Regions from separate parts of the Homo sapiens genome. Here region 1 is linked to region 2. Evidence: read pairs that join two places in POLR2A ChIA-PET (ENCODE). Cell type or tissue: PC-9. All regions are shown on one strand. Links, peaks and the distances in the headings refer to the core of each region. The heading gives the core; the rest is flanking DNA.

The links. Peaks named below come from ENCODE experiments on the same cell type or tissue, not always from the same donor. Only the 100,000 strongest peaks of a DNase experiment are listed, where the experiment ranks them.
Region 1: POLR2A ChIA-PET joins it to region 2 with 14 read pairs; 2 of 35 experiments call an interaction of 5 or more read pairs at or near these places.

Annotation. Positions count from the first base shown.
Region 1 is chr4:25,451,674-25,454,988 of GRCh38, forward strand. The region is part of intron 3 of LOC105374536 (a long non-coding RNA gene); the gene reads left to right. Among named protein-coding and RNA genes, the nearest start is that of ANAPC4, 76 kb to the left of the region's middle. In PC-9, for the core only: no CTCF peak of the experiment used is centred there; no DNase peak of the experiment used is centred there.
Region 2 is chr4:25,864,024-25,867,338 of GRCh38, forward strand. The region is part of intron 1 of LOC102723733 (a long non-coding RNA gene); the gene reads left to right. It overlaps LOC124900688 (a long non-coding RNA gene), which reads right to left. Exons shown (of 3, transcript XR_007058092.1): 3 at 1,185-1,383. Among named protein-coding and RNA genes, the nearest start is that of SEL1L3, 2.7 kb to the left of the region's middle. In PC-9, for the core only: no CTCF peak of the experiment used is centred there; a DNase peak (open chromatin) is centred at 1,788; H3K27ac peaks cover 650 bases.

The sequences.
Region 1 (3,315 bases), core at 360-2,859, 410 kb before region 2:
GAGGATTGCTTTAACTGGGGAGTTCTAGACCAGCTTTGGCAACATAGCGAGACCCCGTCTCTAAAATAAATAAATAAATAAAATGAAAGAAGGAAGGAAAAGGGAAGAGAGAGGAAAAGAAAGAAGCAAGGAAAAGAGGAAGAAAGGAAGACAGAGAAAAGGACAGAAAGAAAGAGAAAAAAGGAAGAGAAGAAAGAGAAAAAAAGAACAAAGGAAGGAAGAAAGAGAGAGAGAAAGAGAAAGAAGGGAATAAAGGAAGAAAGGAGGACAGAAGAAGAGAAAGAAAATAACAATTGTCAAGGATGTGGAGAAATAGGAACCCTTGTGCCTTGTTGGTGAAATGTAAGTTGGTGCCTCTAATGTGGAGAATAGTAATTGGTTCCTCAAAAAATTAAACATGGAACTACCATATGACCAAGGAAGTCCGTTTCTGGGTATATACCCAAAAGAATGAAAGATAGAGATATCTGTACACCATGTTCATAGCAACATTATTCACAATAACCCAAAGGTGGGAAACAACCCAAATGTCCACGACAGATCAGTGGATAAACAATATACCGTATCTACCTGCAGTGGACTATTATTCAGCTTTAGAAGGAAGGAAATTCTGAAACGTGCCACAACATGAGCGAGCCTTGAAGACATTATGCTAAGTGAAATAAGCCAGTCACAAAAGGACAAATATTATATGATCCTGCTTATGCGAGGTACTTAGAGTAGTGAAACTCACAGAGACAGAAAGTAGAATGGCTGTTGCCAGGGTCTCGGGGATGGGGTGGGATTGAGGAGTTAGTGTTTAATGGAGTTTCAGTTTTTCAAGATGAAAAGAATTCTGGAGATGGATATGGTTGCACAATTTAGTGTACTTAATGCCATTGAACTGTACACTTAAAAATGGTCATGAGGGTAAATTTTGTGTATTTTACCACAATTTCAAAAATTTTACCACAATTTCAAACCTCTCAACAATTCTATGAAGTAGGTACTATTACTATTCCCATTTAACAGATGAGGAAACTGAGGCATAAAGAGGTTAGGAGATGTCCTTAAAAATCACACAGGGCCGGGCACGGTGGCTCACACCTGTAATCCCAGCACTTTGGGAGGCCGAGGCAGGCGGATCACTTGAGGTCAGGAGTTCCAGCATGGCCAACATGGTGAAACCCCATCTCTACTAAAAATGCAAACATTAGCTGGAAGTGGTGGTGGGCGCCTGCAGTCCCAGCTACTTGGGAGGCTGAGGGAGAAGAATTGCTTGAACCTGGGAGGTGGAGGTTGCAGTGAACTGAGATCGTGCCACTGCACTCCAGCTTGGACAACAAAGCGAGACTCTGTCTCCAAAAATAAATAAATAAATAAATAAATAAATAAATAAATAAATAAATAAAAACACTGATAATAAGTGACAGAGCTGGAATGTGAATCTGGGAAGTGTGCATCCCTCAAATGTCCACACGTCCATTCCCACCTCTTCCAGGCTGCGTGCAAATGCCCACCTGTCTTCCCGCCTTTTGTCACCATCCTGCATAAAATAGCTGTCCCCTCTCCCCAAGACATTTCCTATCCCTGTTTGCCTGCTTTATTTTTTATTTATTATTATTATTGTTATTATTATTTTCTGTGACTCTAGCCAAAGATAGTTTTTATTCTTGGCACTCGACTTGTAATATACTTATTCGATTCCATTTTTATCATCTGTCCCCTAGACATAGCTTCATGATGGCAGGGATTTTGACTTTTTGTTTGCCATGATATCCGTGTGTCAGGCTTTACTAGCAGCTGCTCAGTAAATACTTGTCGAATGACTGAACCAAACATGGATTGGGTGGCTTCTATGTGCCAGACACTGGAAATGCTAATATGTAAATGAAGCCCAGTTTTTGACTCCAGGGCTCCTGGTCTGGTGGAGCGATGGAGCAGCAAGGAGCCATGTAATGATCCTGTTTCCACGGGGCACTGGGACAGTAGAAAGCACAGAGGAGGAACACCCAGCCCAGCTTTGCTGGGGCCAGGAAGGATGCCTGGAGGCGAGACAGCCCCTTGAGCTTAGTTCTCAGGAATGAGTTGGGGATGTCCAGGTGAAGAAGAGAAGGAAGGGCTTTCTAGGTAGAGGGAATAGCATATGCAAAGGCTTAGAGGTCTGAAAGGGCACTGGCCTTCAGGAGAACCCAGTCACTAAGTGCAAGGGATGCCAAAGTGTATTGAGAGGAAGCTGGAGTCTCTCTGAATCTGCTGTGATTCTGAAGGCTGCCTGATAAAAAAAAAAAAAAATTTTAAAAAAAGAGGAAACTGAGGCAGATCTTCAAGGGCCTTGTTTGCCTGCTAGAGGACCCCTGAAAGGCCTGGAGAGCTATTTCTTTCATCTCCTATGCCATCATTTCCTGTTTCCTATGTACGAAGGAGGTGCCTCAGTTTATGTGAAACCTATTTCTAGCGTGGTTGCACTCAAATTCCATCAGTGATGTTTAGAGTCATCATAAATACAAACTACCAGGAAAAGGAGGGAGACTGACAGTGATTGAATATCTCCCTTTTGGTGTCTGAAGCTTAGTTTGCATTAACAATGGAATCACTACAACCACCCTGAGCAGTGAGTAGGTGAGTGCAGTTAACATGTGCATTTTACAGGCTGGAGCACTGATGCTCAGAGGAATTACATCATTGCTCAAAATCACACAGATGGTAGAGTCAGGATTTGAACTCAATCCACCTACCCCAGAACCTGGGGGTTCTTGCAGTGAGAAGAATGGACTTCTCTATTCTTGCTTTTCCTGATTCCTCTGAGTACGCCAAGTGGCTTGGATCACTTGATTCTCCTTCCTCTGAAGAGCAGTGACAGCAGAACCTTATCTACGTGTTAGGTGTAGACAATCAGACAACTGCAGTACCAGTTCTTCTTTCCAAAGCCTCTTGGATGATTGTGAACCATGGCTAACACTCTTCTTTGCTTTTGTCAACTGGCCAGGCAGCAAAGAGGACACCTGGGCTTTGCTGATAAACTTAGGAATCTGGCACCTATCCTGCAGCCTGGAGAGAATTTATTTTCTCTTGGGGTGCTTGTGTGCTGCTTCTTTGCCAGGGCTTGGCTAGGGAAAGGCTGCATCATGCTTGTGGCACACAGAGCAAAGCTATGAGGATGTGAGTGGCCCCAGGTCTCAGTGATTTGAAATAAAGGGTGGCAGATGCAAATAAGATTTAGACACAGTGAAAATCTCCGGCTATATAAGGTGGAGACAGAGGACAGGGGTTAGGCATTTAAAACCCAGAAGTAGATGGAAAATTAATACCATCTTAATGCCTGATGGAACTATG
Region 2 (3,315 bases), core at 538-3,037:
CCGGCCGGCGGGACCACCAGCTCGCCGCCGGCCTTGGCTTTCAGGGAAGCGCTTGGCTGTGTCTAGCGGCTCCGACAACTATCTGGGCCCGCAGCTGCTGCTCTGAAACAGTTAATCCACCTTCCAAAGTTCGCAGAAGCTTCCCTTTAGCACTGGTAGATTTGTGCGGATTGGAACTAATAATAGCCTGGGAGCCTGAGAGGCCACAGCCCTTTCCCTGTGCCACGAGCATAGGTCAAGTCACAACAGACGTCGGGGAGAGGCTGGTGGTGAGACGGGGTGCCCGGGATGGTTTGACGGGCGTGGACGCGCCCTCAGCTGCTTCAGTACAGGCCTGGCCACACCAGGCATGGTGGCTCCTCAGCTGTCGTCCACTTTTTTTTAGGTCACCTAAGAGCTGTGGCCTTGTGTGAGTTCCCTGGCCTTATTCCACCGGTTCTCAAACTTCAGAATTACCTGGAGGGATTGTTAAAACACAGATTCCTGGACTTCAGCCCTAGAATTTCTGACTCAGTTGGTCCTGGGAGGGACTTGAGAATGTACCTTTCTAACAAGCTCCTGGGTGATGTTAACGCGCTGGTTCAAACAGCCCTCCTCCATTTCCAGAACTATTGGCTTTTAGGGAACTGGGCTCCTGCTCCTCCCAGCCAGCTGCCACCACATTAAAGCATTTTGGGGGTTTTGACAGATGCTCCCACTATCTCTGTTCCACTTCTGCAGAAACAAAGCACTTAACATTCTTCTGTGTGACGTGGAAAACATTTATTCTATCGAGTGTCCAAGGGAACAAAAGATTTGGTGGCTTTGTCCCAGATCCTGTCTATATCTTTTCCATCAGGTCAAAATACAGACTATGCTTTTAATGTATATGGAAGGAAAATTGTCGGCCAGTTCAGGGGGAAGGGGCTTCAACAGGCATTGCAGCATTTCTAGGGTTGCCACCTGTCTTCCTGGGCCACGCTCCGGAGTTTCTCTCCTCCCACATTGTACACAGATTCTGTTGGTCTTCGGGGAGCTAAATGGTTCCTCGGGGTTGTTTGTAATCAGGATTCATGGAATTGGGAGTTTTCAAGGCCTTGTGAGCTTTGAGGATTTGGGTTTACCTAAGTGTAGGTAAGCAGAGTGCCCCACTGGAGGCTGGACTGTTTCTAACTTGCCATATCCAACTGCTCACTTCTCCCCTACTCACTCATCTCCTATTGTGTTCCTACTGTGGACTGGGCACCACCTGAGGCCCCAGGATTCCAGAGGTAGGCAGGAAGGCTCTGTTTCTGCAAGGAGCACCAGGCATGCAGAAAACCGGCCAGAGTTTGGTCTTCTAAGAGGGATGTGTGAGTTGCTCTCTCATCCTGAGCTAGAGGTGGTGGGATTAACTGCTTCATCCTGTGTTGGAGAGGGGGAGAGAAAAAGTCAAGATTTCTTTTCACGGGGGAGTGGGACGTTTTGATCCAGAAGACAGAATCAGCTCTTACTTTTGCGTCTCTCCAGCAGTTTGTGTCAGTCATTGAAAGGGCGTGGTCTGATTTCAGAAGAAAGCCCTTTATTTAAAAAGAAATATATCTTCCCATTGTCCCATGGAAGGGCTTGAAATCTCACCATTACAATTCATCAGTTTAAATTAAGTTTTAATACTCCACTAAAAGTCGAAGGCCCCAGGGGGAGATTGGCCTCCCTTATTACTGCCTTGGTGTGAGTCAGTTTATCACATGCCCTTGGAAAGGGACCAATTCCACACCTCAACACGGGAAAGGACAAAGGCACAGAGTCCTGAGCTCATCATGGCCCGCCCCTAGGAGGAGACTTCAGAGGCCTGGAGGGAGGGGCTGGAGAAAGGACTGCATCTGCATGCCTAGGTGGCACATCATAGCATTCCAGGTGAGATGTTCTGAGACTCTGAAATTTTTTTTCTTTTTTTTTTCTTTTTGAGACGGAGTCTCACTGTGTTGCCCAGGCTGGAGTGCAGTGGCGTGATCTCAGCTTACTGCAACCTCCACCCCCTGGGTTTAAGCTATTCTCCTGCCTCAAGCCTCTAGAGTAGCTGGGATTACAGGCACCTGCCACCATGCCCAGCTAATTTTTGTATTTTTAGTAGAGATGGGGGTTTCACCATGTTGGCCAGGTTGGTCTTGAACTCCTGACCTCGTGATCCACCCACCTAGGCGTCCCAAAGTGCTGGGATTACAGGCGTGAGCCACCATGCCTGGCCCAAAATGGTTTAAGATCAGTCACGTCTCGGGGACCAATGCACTTGGTCAACTATTACTTTACCAAGCAAAAATAGTTTTTATAAACCAACTGCATATACTATCTTCTGTCAGTATCATTTCATTAAAAAGACAAGGCCTTTTGCCATCAAAAAATTAGGAAGGGCCTAACATCCTAAGAAAAGACTGGTTTGGGTGCCATGGCTCATACTTGTAATCTCAGCACTTTGGGAGGCCAACACGGGTGGATCACTTGAGCCCAGAAGTTTGTGACCAGCTGGGCAACATGGTGAAACCCTGTCTCTACTAAAAATACAAAAATTAGTCAGGTGTGGTGGTGTGTGCCTGCAGTCCCAGCTACTCAGGAAGCTGAGATGGGAGGATCGCTTGAGCTCAGGAGGTCAAGGCTGTACTGAGGTCTAATCACACCACTGCACTCCAGCCTGGGCGACAGAGTGAGACCTTGTCTTAAAAAAAAAAAAAACAAAAAACAAGCTGTTCTTTAATCTGAATATTTTATTTCCGTCTTGTCTTTATATGTTGCATTTTGCTGTGGATCAGTAAAAACTTACCTTTGGAGTGGCCCTGTCCATGTCGGCAGTTGGTAACCACATTTCTATATACTAAGGATGTCTGGGGCAAAGAGATCTGCCCCTGCGGAGACAAATGACCTCCAGATTACAGGAGGTGGGTAGGAAGGCATTCTGCAGGAGTAGAGAGTGTTCCTTCCATCCACTTACCCTCCCACATAAATCTTTGAGGCCGAGGCAAATGCTGCCAGTTTTAGGGAATCTTCCCTCATGGCCTCAGGTCGAAACGCAATGGGTCGGTTCTCTGTGCCCCCAGCAGGCATTGCCTGTAATCCTAAGTGGCCACTGGCTAACTCTGCCTTATATTGGGTATGTTAGTTGGCCTGTTCTCCTCCAGTAGACTATATGCCCCCCGAAAGCAGGGGTTATTTCTTAACCGTTTCTCTGTACCCCCATGCCTTGTACATAGAACATTTCTGACATATTCACTGAATAAAGTTGAATCCAACATCTTCCTTTTTCATTTTTTCCTCTCCATCTTTCTTCCTCCCTCCCTTCCTTCTTTTCTTTTTTTATTCATT